3 separate regions of the Homo sapiens genome follow, and regions 1 and 2 are each linked to region 3. The links are chromatin loops, found by intact Hi-C in ENCODE. Cell type or tissue: PC-3. All regions are shown on one strand. Region 1 overlaps TBC1D5 (TBC1 domain family member 5). Region 2 overlaps TBC1D5 (TBC1 domain family member 5). Region 3 overlaps TBC1D5 (TBC1 domain family member 5).

Evidence for each region. Peaks named below come from ENCODE experiments on the same cell type or tissue, not always from the same donor. Only the 100,000 strongest peaks of a DNase experiment are listed, where the experiment ranks them.
Region 1: a loop joins it to region 3, with 13 times the contacts of the local background. A loop is called at or near these places in 29 of 110 quality-filtered maps.
Region 2: a loop joins it to region 3, with 6 times the contacts of the local background. A loop is called at or near these places in 8 of 110 quality-filtered maps.

Annotation. Positions count from the first base shown.
Region 1 is chr3:17,684,295-17,689,294 of GRCh38, reverse strand. The region is part of intron 1 of TBC1D5 (TBC1 domain family member 5); the gene reads left to right. Among named protein-coding and RNA genes, the nearest start is that of TBC1D5, 56 kb to the left of the region's middle. In PC-3, a CTCF peak has its summit at 2,470 (motif pointing right); no DNase peak of the experiment used is centred here.
Region 2 is chr3:17,642,527-17,647,526 of GRCh38, reverse strand. The region is part of intron 1 of TBC1D5 (TBC1 domain family member 5); the gene reads left to right. Among named protein-coding and RNA genes, the nearest start is that of TBC1D5, 98 kb to the left of the region's middle. In PC-3, CTCF peaks have their summits at 2,052 and 2,256 (motif pointing left); a DNase peak (open chromatin) is centred at 2,256.
Region 3 is chr3:17,429,044-17,434,043 of GRCh38, reverse strand. The region is part of intron 3 of TBC1D5 (TBC1 domain family member 5); the gene reads left to right. Among named protein-coding and RNA genes, the nearest start is that of TBC1D5, 310 kb to the left of the region's middle. In PC-3, a CTCF peak has its summit at 2,864; no DNase peak of the experiment used is centred here; H3K27ac peaks cover 937 bases.

The sequences.
Region 1 (5,000 bases), 260 kb before region 3:
GTGCTGGGATTACAGTCGTGAGCCATTGTGCCCGGACTTTGTTGTGAGTGTCTAACGCATTTTCTAGAGGACTGGGTCCATCTATTTCACTTTTTTGTTTGTTTGCTATTTTGGCCAACTCCATGCACTTGTTAGTAGCTTTGAATGTCTTTTCCTTTGTTTTTCCATTTCTTTTATGGTGATAATGGGGATTTTGGAAAGTAAATCACTCTAGAAAATATGGAAAATTTTGAAGCATTCTAAATTATGAGACTCTATTAATGGTAATTATGGAGTTTCAGCCAATGGAATTAATGCCAATATAACAATTCTCTGTGTACCCAGTAGTAACTCTGGAAAATTCGGGACAATTCAAGATAGTTTTAAAAATATAAGAAAGATATAATTTATGTTAGATGTGTTCATTATACAAGTAACCAGAAAAATGTACAGTAGGGTAGAAATTTTAAAAATAGGCTGAGAAATATAGAAAGTGGAAGGATTTGTAGAAGCATGAAGGACAAATGATTAGTTCCACAGAATGAGATGAGCAAAGTAATCAATATGTCGGGGTACATTGTTAGGAATGATGGATGTAGCATCTGGTTAGGAGTGACTTGTGCAAAGCTGACAAACGTGATATGTGAATGCTAGTAAGTTGAATACAAGTTGGGCACAGAGAAGTTGGCTTCTTAGTACTGCCTAAAGAGAAACATCTATGTTTTGCCCCGGTTGGTAAAGATACAGCTCAGATGTAGATGCTCCATGCCATTGTTTAAATCAGTGAATTCTAGGTAATAAAATAAATTGAAGCCTGAACCTAACCACTTTTCTAAGGTGGCTGATTGCTTCTTCATCTGTGCCAACATTTTTATGAAAAATAATCAATACACATAGTATGTATTCATTGTAGAAAAACTAGAAATTAATGAAATGTATGGATAAAGTAAAATTTAGTTACAATTCCTCAAAGGAGAGCTAAACCACTAGTATCAGTTTAGTTTTTATTTTCTTAAGTTTTATATGGTCTCAGTCTCTCTAGATATAGCTATATGATGGGCCTATATGTATGTGTATATATATACTAGTATATGTATTTGTATATATGTATATTGATATGAAATGGGTTATTGTATATGAAATAGTTTATATTTTTTTATTTAATACTGTGAACAGTTCTCCATATCAGTAAAATTCTTCAAAGTGATATTTAGTGAAATCATAGCATTCGATTCTAAGATTATCCCTAAATTTAACCATTCTTCTATTGTTAAATATCTTTTCCTTCATTTTCATTAATTTGCAGTGAACTTCTCTAATGAAAATCTTTCAGTACCTCTTTCATTTTCTTTGAAGAGTTGTAACTTTTACTGCAGTCTGCCTATTTTAATTCACCTCACAAAATTTATTCTGTCTTCCTTAGTTACAAAAGAATCCCAGTTTTATAGCTGAGTATATTGACAGTGTTACAGACTACATTGCCTGGCCTTCCAAGTGGTTAAGTGTGACCAAAGGGCTAAGTTTATGGTTTATAAGATATAAGGTGGAATATTGTGTGAGATAAGAGAATAGGGAGGGCTTTTCTTCTCCTTTCAGACTTCTTCCTGCTGCCTGCAATGTAGGTAGATTAGCTGCAATTCTCATAGCCTTCTTGGAATATGAGGTGACTTTGAATAGAAACTGTACGGTAGAGCAAAAAGGTGGAAGGAACTTGGGCCCCTTATAGTTGGAGCTGCCATATCAGCCTGTGATTTTCTTCTTCTGGACATTTACATGGGAGAAATAAATTTGTCTCCTCCCTCCTTTTTTCCCCCTCTCCTTGTTATTATTTGATTATTATTTTTATTGATTTGGGAGGGATGTGACCTAATCCTAGCTGACAAAGTATACTATTATTTAAAGCCTCTATATGATAATATAACAGGTCAAATATAAGGAAACATACATTTTTGTCATTCCTTGGTTTCTTAAAGTGTTGGGATTACAGGTGTGAGCCACCATGTCTGGCTAAATTTAGCTTTTAATGCTCTCATATTAACTTGTTGAAAACATTTTGATATATGAAATTTTTAGAAAACATTTTTTATGACTGTAGACTTACTGTTTAATATTGATTCTAAGAAAGGTAATCATAACTTTAGTCATATAAGTGAAGAATACATATTTGAAAAAATAAGATAGTTTTTGAGCAGTTTTAGCTTTAGAGAAAAATGGAGCAGAAAGTACAAAGGGTTCCCATATACCCGGTCTCCCAAGGATACACTTTTTTTATCCAGGATATTTCACTATACATATTATACATAGAAAAAAGACTCTACATCTATTAACCAAATATATATTATTTTGTAATAGGAAAACCATACATGTTACTTTAATTCAGGGTTTCCTACCCTCATCACTACTAACATTTTAGGCTAGATAATTCCTTGTTGTAGGAGCCATCCTGTGCATTGTAGGATGTTTAGCAGCATCCCTGACCTCTACCCACTAGATGTCAGTAATTCTCCCTAGTTGTGACACACAAAATGCCTCCACGCATTGCCAAATGTCCCTTAAGAAACAAAGTCACCCTTAGTTGAGAACCCATGCTTTAACAATATAGGTGTTTTAGAATTTTCTAAATTTTTCAGGTTTGGCCTAAATTTAAGGGCTCTATAGCTTAATGAATCTTCCCACTGAAGATTGTGTAGGCAAAATGTGGATCTTTCCTGCCACTTGGGCACTGTAGGCAGTATACATAATTTTACTGGGCCTCAGTTTCCTTCACTGAAAAATAGGTAAAATGTTACCTAACTTGAAAGATTGTTGTGAGAATTCACTAAGATAAATTATATAAAACACTTTAATTAATTAGTAAATTAGGTTAATTTCCTTCTCTTCAAGCGTACTATATTGTTTTAATGTAGTCCCTTCAGTGTGTCAAAAACCTATCACAAAGTTATTATTTCTATGGGAACAGCTATCATAACTTGGGATCTACTATTTAAGGATATAAAGAATGCTATACTATGGGTAGATAAAACCTTTGTTAAATGAAGGCTGATTTATGAGGTCAGTTGTGTTTTGACCCTTTATGGTACCCTAATTAGATTGTGACTACATTCAGATTGTAACAGTTAAGGGATCTCATCGTGTTCTTTCAAGGACTTTGAGCTTCCCAGATTGAAGATAGCATTAGATGTCAGCCAATCACTTTGTCCTTTGAAGTTTTTGTCTTTCACGTCTGAAATCCCGCCAATTGTAACAGCTTGTGTGTCAGCCCCAATAGAGAAAGTTGGATACTGTCAAGTTGAAGTTAGTCCACTGAAGACTTCTAAAAATCTTGACATAGTTTATGACTAATAATGTCGACTTCCCATTATTTTTAGAATTGTAAAACATTGTCCACTAGTGAATGAAATGCCATCTGTAATAATTAAGGCTCTTCTTATTATTCTCCTGCAGAAAATTTCTAAAGATTTGGTGAAGATAGGAAAACTGTCAGAAAGGCTGTAGCATTATTATATTGTAGGTATTTCTTTGAAAAAGAAGTGTAAGTTAAGAATGTCTTGAGTGTCCAGTTGTTTGAGGGAAAATATGTTAGAGAAAGATATATATAATATCAAGGCAGTTGTATTATAATTATATTAATGATGTATGAGAACTAATCCTATGCAGTCTTTTAAACATTGAAAATGTGTTCATATGTATTGAGATGAGGATTTTACCAATAGTATTGAAAAATATTTCTAATTCTAACAAGGATTGATCTAACTTATGTACATTTGCTTATTTAAATTATCAAAATCCGGAAAATCATTGTAGCTTTGTAGGTTGTGATATGTTTGGGTGACTTATTATTTAGGTTATTTTGCAGAATTATTTATTTGCTGTTTTATTTATGTATTTCATTATTTATTTATTTGATTATTTAGTAAATTATTTATCTGATGAATTATTAATACATCTTCACGACATCCTTTAAATTATTTATAAGTTAATTTTGAGTTTATTGCTTTTAGACGCTGCATTGTTACTGACTAGTTTTGATTTTTTTCTTTGTGGTTCTTGAAAATTAAAGTATCAGCTCTAAGGCAAAAGTATAGTCATTGCAATGCTCATGGATTTTTTTTAAATTTATGGCAGAGATAAAATTTCAGCTTTTTTTAGCTTTAAATTTACCTATTTAGAGTTACCAGTGGTAGAATGTTTGTGTATTATGTGCATACTCATTTTAGAGTCACTTACAAATTAATGATATAGCCTATCATTTATAAACAGTGATTGAACATGTAAACCTCAGTCTGCATTACCCTTTGTGTCTTTAAAGAACAGATCTGCATTTTTTACTTGTTTTAAAATGAATAAGTCTTGGTTATTTTATTTTAATGGCAAATCTGTTCTACTACTGGAATGTTTTTAGGACAGTTCAGAGAAATGAAGTCCAACTCAGATTTGGATTCTTGACGAATAAATTTGACTGCTGTAATCTTTGTTTTTTTAAATCCACCTTATATTTGTATTGGGAAAACATCAGGCTGTTTATATAAATCTTTCTATATAAATTGTGTATGTCAGTCATAATGACATATTTCTTATGGAAATTTTTATATTTAATGAATGAAAATGGACAAAGAGCTTTATAAATGCAAGCTGTAGTTTCTTTGACTTAGTTAATAATTCTCTTGTGTGAAGTTTCTATTTTTAATCAAATTTAAGATCATTTCTGATTCTATTTCGTAACATAGAGCAGTTATTAGGGCTCTCTTATTGAAAGGGTTTAATGAATAGGTTAAAGTAGTCATTCGGGTGAGTGCCATATGCACAACATGGTCTTTATTTTGTGTTTGCTTGCAGTGAATTAGTATGTACTTTACAGTTTTCACACTTCAGAGAGAAACTGCATTGTACATTTCAAGTTGAGATGCTACTGAAATATAGTGAAAATGGCCTCTGTAGACAGGTTTCACTATAAAATTGTAAATTATGCATACATATATCCAAATTTCTTATTTTGAAATATTGAATATATGAATATTTAA
Region 2 (5,000 bases), 210 kb before region 3:
TTTTTCCCCCACTATCTTTAAGTCTTTTCTTAAGTGTCACCTTGTCAGGGAGGTGTTCTCTGAGCACCTTATATAAAATCATAACCTTGCTCCTTTCCCTACGCCAACTTCCCTTATTCCCTGTAGCTTGCTTTACTTTTCTCTGAAGCACTTAATAATTTCTGAGTTTGTGTATATTTATTTTTGTTTGTTTATCAGCTGTTTAACCACTGTCTTTAGAATGTAAGCTTGTAAGCTTCATGAGGGTAGGAACTTTGCTTTGTTTTCTGTGGTTTATCTAGCTTCTGGAACTATACTTGGCACATGATGGATACTCACTGTGTTTATGTGTTAAATGAATGAATGATTAAATAAGGGGAAGAGAGTTACAAGCAGATGTGAAAAGCATTGGTGTGTTTCAGAACCTGAAAATATTTGCCTGTTTATTTGACGTGGGAGCAGTGAGTGATGGTCTCTTTTTTTCTCTTTAGTTTTGGAGTCCAGAACATGTAAAGTTTTTTCACCCATTATAAACAATTTGGACAAAATACTGCATGTTCTACTTAAAATTGGGAGCTAAGCAGTGGGTATGTATGCATGGACATAAAGATGGAAATAAGGGACACTGGGGACTCAAAAAGTGGGAGGGGTTGGAACAGGGGAGGGTTGAGAAATTACCTGTTGGATACAGTGTTCACTATTTGGGTGATGGGTGCACTAGAAGCCCAAACCTGCACATTTACCCATGAATCTAAAATTTAAAAAAAAATCAGACTTTATCCTGAGAGACCATGGATACTACCAACTGTAATCCACTGAAAGTGTGGTCAGATTAGCATTTTAGAAACAGTCCGCTTGCTAAGGGTGAATGAACAAGAGAGAAGCAAGGACATGGGGATTATTTCGTGAACATTAGTCCAGGGGCATGATGGTGATTGCCTGAACCAGATTATTGATGTAAAAATGGAAAGATCGACAGATTAAAGAGATATATAGTATTTAGGGAGCAGGCCTCAGTAATTGAAAGAGGAGCAAGAATGATGCATAGGAATCTGCCATGACAAAATCGGTGGATGGGATGCTATTCAGAGATAAGTAGCGGGCTTGATGATGGTAGAAAATTGAGTCCAAATTCAGTTTATGGTGCTGTTTAGTTTTTTAGGGATGCCATAACAAAGAACCAAAAACTGAGTGGCTAAAAACAAAAGAAATTTATTGTTTCAGTTCTAGAGACTAGAAGTCCAGAAATCAAAGTGTAGGCTAAAGGTTCTAGGGGAGAATCCTTTCTGATTTTTCCAGCTACTGTTGTTTGCTGGCAGTCCTTGGCTTGTGGATGTATTATATTACTTCAGTCACATGGCCATCTTCTTTCTGTGTGTCTCCACCTAATCTTCCCTCTGAGTGTCTGTCTGCATCCAAATTTACCCTTCTTATAAAGACATCAGTCATATTGGGTTTGGGCCCATCCTCATCACTTCAGTTTAATTTGATTACCTCTGTAAAGACCCTATTTCTGAATAAGGTCCCATTCTCTGTGTGACACTAGGGATTAGAACATTGATACATCTTTCATTGATAGATGACAGAATTTTAAGGAGAAACGAATAGGATTTGATGCTTTGAATCAGTATAGAGTAGGAGATCGGGAAGGGGAAAGAGAGACATGAGTTGTCATGTTTTCCTGAGAGAATGCTGGTGCTACTAGAGAAATAGAAAAGTAGGGGGGAAGGGGAAAGAGCTTTGTGACAAGGTGAGGGTGGTGGGAAATAAGTTTCATTGTAAGCATGCTGAATTTGGAGTTGTAGTTGGTAGTAGAATTGGTTCATGGTCTAGTCAGAATTCAAGAAAGAGATTTGTACCTAGATTATAGCTTTTATGAGAATGTTTAGGTTCTGTGAGGGAGAGGATACAAAGAGGAAACCTAAGCCTAGAAAGGAAACTAAAGAGAGAGTGTTACTTTGTTGAAATGGATGCTTTCATCCATTGTAGAAAAACAGTTTCATGCACCCATCTATTCCTTTACTCTAAATGTCAATTCTAGTAATGTCTGGATAGTGGATTTAGTTGCCGAAGTGGTCGCTGCATGAACAGAAGTAGAGTTACCAGTTCCTGACAGCTGCGAGTCAGCCTCTGGGCATCTTGCTAAATTTTCAAGTATAATTATACAGTAGACTTCCTTTAACAAATTCCGTGTTCCCAGCTATAATTATAACTGCTTTTCTTGCCTATAGCCTGTTCTTTGTCTTACTACTCTCCTCTGTATCTCCCCCTGCTGGTTAGACTTTTCCTCTGGTCATTTGGGATCTGAGAAAATAGGAAGCTGTTTTTCCTAAGCATTGCATAACCAATTTCTTTCTTCTCACTCTACTCCAATAGACATTTCAGTAATAAGCAATGTTTTAAAGCATAGGCTAGCAGTATTCTATATTATATTTATATTTATCTTCAGAGAATATGCAGATACAAATTAGGTACCTTGTAAGCTTTCTAAGCAACTGTCAGAAAATGACTACCACAACTTCCCCAGTGACCCCGTTTAATAGTTAAGACTCTTAAATAAAATCTTGCTCATGGCCATGCTTTAGACCAAGAGTGTTTTGTTTTGTTTTGTTTTGTTTTGAATAAATTAAAATTTTCACCCAAAAATGAAGTCATCATAAATCCTGCAACCATAATCTTGCACTAGTTTCCAGGACTAATCATGACAGTAATTTGTAAGATCAGAATTATGAGTGGGATTTCCTGTTTTCTCGTGTATTTTTGTCTCCCAAATATCCATTATGAAAATAAATCACTTTTAAAAATGACTTGATGTCCTTTACAAAAATATTGTAGTTTTCGGATGATAAAGTTTAGGAATATATTTCCACATCACTTAGATTAGATTCTGAGTCATTTTAATATCTTTCTTAAGAAGTAATTAAAATGTGTAGTTTTTTGAATGTGCAGAAGGAAACTTCAACTTTTGTAGCCTGCAGTGGAAGTAGTCTAGAAGAAATTATGGATTGTTGTCAGTACTTACTCATTAATATTTGTTATGTGCCAGGCACTGTGCTAGTTGCTAGTTTACTGTGATTTTAGTTTGAAGAATGATATTAGATTAAGTAGGTTTTACTTATAATAGTTGAAATATACTTGGGAATAAATAGTGTATCAAGATTGCCTATTAAAATAATTCCGTGTATTCTGGGTGACGTTAAGTGCTATGAAGTAGGACTTCTCTTACATAGTAATTGGTTGACATTCTTTGACCTCAGTGTAAGACTGAAGTATTTAATCAACAAACACAGAGGATAAAGTTTTGATAAATAAACCACTTTCTTTAAACCTTTAGAAATAAACTTGAAGTCTTTTGGCATTAGATTGATGGGCTTTCCTTTTGTGAAAGAGTAAGTGAATAATTTAAGCTTATAATTCATGTTTGCAGGTCCTCATCCTGTCATAGGAATAATAGTCTTGAAAATTGGAGCTCTGGAATTCACCATTCTGAGAGATATCTCCTTACTGGTATAATTTTATGCTTATGTGGCAAGGTTTCAGGTTGAGGAATGAGATCAGATTTGCAGGGGCAGAATATTTGCTATCCTCGTTGTTTTGGTTCCTGAGGAATGCTTACCCCTTAGCCTCAAATGTGCTGTGGTATTAGCTACTTTAAAATAGATTGCTCAAGACTCTTTATTTGGAAAACCTTAAATATGCATCGTGATGCATTACTTGCAATAAAAAATGAGGCTACAATTATATAAAACAAAACAGTACAGCTGCTGACAGATGTCATTAGCGACTTACTCAAACACAGATCCTTCCAAAAGGAACTGCTAGACATCGGATTCAGGGAGTTAAGGTCATTATGACTGAATATGAAATACTGTTGTCCACTACATTTATTGTTGGCTTTTTGCATTTAACTTTTTGATAATTTTTTGGAGACCTTGACATTTGATACAGTTTAAAAACCATTCTTTTAAATTACAATTAATAAATGTATAAAGAATGAGGAAAATAGAAAATCACCATGAGGCAAACACCACCGTAATAATTGTTGCAGGCAAGACTCATTAATGGATAGCAAAAGTAAGGGTGAACATTTAAGGAGAAATAGAATATTTGTATAGGTCTAAAAAGTATATTCATGAGATGTTTAATAATTACAAAGAGAAAAATAGTAACTTTATGGAGGAGACAGCTGATAGACACTAAGTGATGAAGGTTAGCATCAACAGTAATAAGATATATTAACATCTGATATAATACGATACACCAAAGAGGGCACATCACTTATATGATATTCTTGCCAAAAATATATAAGCTCAGTTTCATCATGAGAAGACGTTAGACAAACTCAAAATTGAGACACATTCTACAAAATAACGGACTAGCACTCTTAAAAAATATTACAGTCATGAAAGAGAAGGAATTCCCACAGATTGGGGGAGGCTAAGGACACATGACAACTAAAGGTAATGTGGAATCCTGGATAGGATTCTGGAATCAAAAAAAGTCATTAGTGGCGTAACTGACGAAATTTGAGTAAGACCCACAGTTTAGTTAATAGTTTGAACCAATGTTAATTTTATGATTTTAATAACTGTAATATAGCTATGTATGGTGTTTTCATTAGAAAAACCTAATTGAAGGTTATGTGGGAATTCGGTGCTATTTGGGCAACCTTTCTATAAGTATAAAATTATTTCAAAATAAAAAGTTAAAAAGTCCCTTTTGGAAATTTGATGTAGTACGTTCTTACTTACCCTGTGAGACTGTGAAAGTGCTCTTCTATTATAATGAAATGTCTTAGTTTTAGTAATGAAATGTCTTGGGTTTTATCTTGGGCAGAGTTCCAGGATAGACTCAGCACTTGTTGCTGACCACAATTTGTTGTCTCATTTCTCCTAATCATCCTTTGATAACAATTGTAGAGATACCTGAGTTGTGTAATTTCTAAAGAGATGTTAATTGGCCTCCACTGTAGTTAGTTGACGAGTATGTGGAAGAATTTGAAGATTAGAAATATGGTAGAT
Region 3 (5,000 bases):
GGGGCAGAGCTACCCAAGGCCGTGGGAGCCTACCTCTTGTATCAGTGTGACATAGATGTGAGACATGGAGTCAAAGTAGATCATTTTGGTACTTTACAGTTTAATTACTGCCTCTTGGATTTTGGACTTGCATGGGGCTTGTACCCATTCGTTTTGGTCAGTTTCTCTCATTTGGAGCGGGTGTATTGCTCAATGCCTGTACCCCCATTGTATCTATGAAGTAGCTAACTTGCTTTTGATTTTGCAGGCTCATAGAGGAAGGGACTTGCCTTTCTCAGATAAGACCTTGGACTTGGACTTTTGGGTTAATGCTGGAATGAGTTAAGACTTTGCAGGACTGTTGGGAAGGCATGACTGTGTTTTGAATTATAAAGACATGAGATTTGGGAGGGGGTACAGTGATATGGTTGGGCCGTGCCCCCACCCAAATCTCATATTGAAATATAGGTTTATAATCCCCAGGTGTTACAGGAGAGACCCAGTTGGAGGTAATTGAATCATGAGGGCGGTTACCCCCATGCTGCTCTTGTGATAGTGAGTTCTCATGAGATCTGATGGTTTTATAAGGGGCTTTTCCCTGTTTTGCCCTGTACTTCTCCTTCATGCCATCATATGAGGTAGGGCATGTTTGTTTCCCCTTTTGCTATGATTGTAAGTTTCCTGAGGCCTTCCCAGGCATGTGGAACTGCGAGTCAATTAAACTTCTTTCCTTTTTAAATTACCCAGTCTCAGGCAGTGCTTTATAGCAGCGTGAGAATGGACTGTATATCGGGTGTTTAGTTTGGCTTGTTGTATGTTCTATTCATGTCCGCTGCTTCTTCTAAAGTAGCCGGAACAGAGAAAGGCACCTTGTGTCATCTTTCAGGTGGCCCTTACACAGGGTAGAACATATATGCACAACAATTTGCTAACATGGTACCCTCTTCCCTTCGAGAACTAAGTACCAGACTCCCACCCTGGGAAAGTAGCTACCCTCTTCCAGACTGCTACAGTGCCAGGGATGGGGTGGGTGGGGCAAGGGCAAGTGTAAACACCACGAAATTTTTAAGTTGCCTTTTTTCTTGATTCAGTGTTCATTTTGCTTTGGAACATTTTTGACTGTTTATTACAGCTTTTACAAAGTCCTAAAAGTTACTTTTTGTTTTTCAGTGTTTCTGTGGGAGGACATGTACTACTTGGAGTTTCAAACTCTGCCATCTTGCTGATGTCATGCTGCTTTCTGTCTTTTGTTTTTAAGAATTCTATGAAAGGTTTAATAGGAACCTTTGATAACAAAGCATCCTTTTCTCAAATTAAAATGTCCACTTGAAAATGTTTTTTATTTAAGACTTCTTATGAATTTCTATTTTACGTTTGAGTTTTCATTATCTACAATACAGATTTTTTAAGACATTATTTAGAGAACTAAATATGACTATTAAATCACTGGAATGTAAGTACATTAACAATAATAAAGAAAATTGAAAATTATAAAATTGACACATTTTTTTCTGTGTTGACTTCAGCACTGGCTCTTAGATCTAATGAGTGGTCCTGGATTTTTAGCATAAGTAATTAGCTTGGGGTGGCTAATGGTTAGCCTGATTTCACAAATGATGTGGCTACTTTATGGATAATGCTGAGTCATTATGCTTTGCCTTCACTGTGTGTCAACACATGAATATACTTTATTCATAGATTTTTAAAAATCATTTTTTTAAAGGATTTTAAAGTTAACTAAAACATTTCATTGGTATATACTAATTCCTTTAAAAGACACAAAGGCTTTCAGGTCTTTACACTAAACTCATAGCTTTGTTTTCATCTTAGTTTGAACCAAGTCATTTTTCCCCATCTTACTATTAAATACCCCACCCAGACTGTGTATGTTGACAGTTCTCTAATGATTCAAAGATAAAACCTTTTCTTTATTATGTAATACTTTTCAGAATTCATACCTAGTGTGATGTGATAGTCTAAAACTTGATGTTTTCACATGTAAACTGAAGACACATTTGAGTAGGCGTGATTATTTATAGTGTTATTCTGGCTGTTTTTAACTTAACCTAGTTTAAAAATCTCTGGTTCTCTCTTCATGAACTAGATGTTTGTGTATAAAAAAATACTACAGAAATCTATTGTAAACCTCCCTTTAGAAAGATTTCAACAGTGCACAGATGGAACCAAAAATGCCCTTTGTTAAACATGACTTCAGTTAAAGCTAAAAGGGAGTCTGAAATTCCATTCATTCTGTTTTGAAATTTAAGTCACAGTTATCCTTTCTGGCTTAGTAAGTTAGATACACATGTTAGAAATTACTATTAAGCAATATTATGCATTTTCTTATAATTTAAGCCAATGTAACTATCAGCATATTTTTGCAAATCAGCAATTTATTTTCATTGAATATTATGAACCCATTAGGAAAGTTGCATACCAATTAATGAGAAATGAATGTTATATAAATTTCAAACTTACGGTCACAAGTAATTGATGAATTGTTCTTATAGATATATGTTGTACAATGTTATAAATATATAGTTACACATATGTTATTTATTTTATATAATTCATGCATGTATTCAAAATATACTCAATAAAGACATCTAGATTCTTTTACTGGTTACTTTACATTAGATATTGAAATACCTTTAAAGTTACAACTGTATTCTAAAAATTGCAGATTAGTTAAATTATTTTCAGGTAAGAGGAAGCCTATTATCTTAAACCACATTTTAGATATTTGTGCTGTTTGACCATTTAATAGTCTTTGTGTAAGATTACATTAATACTGTATTTGTATGTGTGTGTATGATGCATCTTTGTTACAGTTACGGCTACCTGACAACTTAGTTCAAGGATCAGAATAGCAAGTAAAAACATCATAGTAAACTCTCTTGCACCCTCTGTTGTTATTTTTGGGAAACACTACATATACGTTCCCATGATTGTATTGTCATTTCATTTACTTTAATCCCTTATAAAATTAATACTTATTTTATTATACTTACCTCCAAATTAGATTCAGTAGTAAAGTAACACTTGTTTATTTCCCAAACTGGCGGAAGTTGTTTTCTGGTGTTACAGATATGTTTTTTATCATATTATAGCTTAAATGAAAAATGAGCCTTTCTGTTTGTCTTTGATTTCTCCTAGTTACTGGTATTAAGCCTCTCCAAATGTTTCACACCAAGGAAAATCTCTACAGGATGTAGCACATTGTATACACAATTTTACAGAATTACAGATTCTGTCTGTTCTTTTGTAAACCTTTCCATAGTCAGACAGTTTCCTTCCAAAATAAGAGTCTGGGATCGTCCATACTAAAATTAAGAGTTTATAACTGTAAGGAACAGATGTTTTCATAAACATTTGCCATAATTAATTTCAACTAGAGGATTGAGGGAACAAAGCGTTTTTCCCGCTTCAAAACTTTATTGCCTTTTCCCCATATAGCCAACTCTGAAATCTTTTCTCTAATATTGTTAGTGAAACAATTGTACTCCTTATTTGCTATGTTTTTGAGAAAGAAAAACTGCTTTTTTTTTCCCTATTACCATTTTTTTGCACCTTGAAAGTTACATTTAATGTGATAGTTTCATTTGGAAACAGTTTTAAATTAAATAAAACCTTTATAATATGATAAAACCTGGTTGTTTATAAAGCCAAATTCTCTTAATTATTTGAAGGATTTTATATTTGATCTGATAAATATCACCTTAAAGGAAGAACTATTCTATTGGTGTTATTTTTCATGTTTAATCATAATCTTTAGTTTTAACGAGAAAGAAGCTCATATTTTAAATGTATAATATAGTACTTATTCTATGCTGATTATGGAACGTTTCACAGGAAATGTCTGCAAGCTGTTAAATAACATGTGTTGTAGGAAATTTTCATTTAGCAAGACAGAGACTAATTTTCCTTACATCTTTTTAGTTTATTATAATATTATTAATTTTTAAAAGAAAATGAAGGGTGCTGTATGAGTAATACCATACCCATGTTTTCAAAGAATTAGCAACTTATACCTAGCTAGGTTAATTTTAAACATTTATATGTTTTTGGATTATTTTCTTCTATAAATTGTCACCATTTTTAAGTGTTGTAATCCATTTTAGGATTTTTTGTTTTTTCAAAAAACAAAATAAACTGGAACAATATTTTGAAAAAAGAGTAGAGTTGAAAGTTTAATAAGCAGGCTCAGTCCACTTCTCCTGAACACTGGCACAGCTGCACATATCTCACCAAATTCTCAAAAAAGAACCAGTGTTCTTTACTATCTGTCAGCTATAAAATGTGTAAAGAAAGATAGGTAGCTGTCATTAAAATTACATTTCAGCATTCAGTCACCATTTAATGAGTAGCATAATTATATAAGTATAGTACCTTAGATACTATACTCAATAATTAAAAATAATCTCATCTTTAAAGTGAAAGCTCTGTAATTACTGTTTGACTTATCCACGACCACTGTGATGATTTCCTATTGCACCTTCGGTTGTTCAAAGTATATTAAAAGTATAAAATTGGATTAAATCATTGTTATATTAAGCTGTAAATATTATAAAAATCAAATACAACCTGATGTTTGAAAGTTACATTATATAAATTAGGAGTATAAAATATAATCAGATTCTAAACTTTTAATTTGTTTTGAAGAACAAATGACATTTTTAATAGTGGTATACTATGGTTTCATAAAAGCTGTACTTTGAAGTATATATTTAAAAAAATTGAACTATGAAATTTCAATCAATAAGAATATATAACAACGGGGCATTGGTAAGCATTTTTTCCAACTTTAGTACATTTACTTTTATTCTGTAGTCTTTAAATTGATATGTATAATTTGTTCTAAATGTGATTTTATGAATATGATAGATTTTTGAGTAAAAATTTTTTTTCTAAATGTTTGATATTATTATAGAAGACAAATACCTTTTGATGTTGTTCCTTTTTCATGTTTTAAATTGCCGAACTTTTGACAGTTGAAACCTAAAGTTAACAGATAAAGTTTT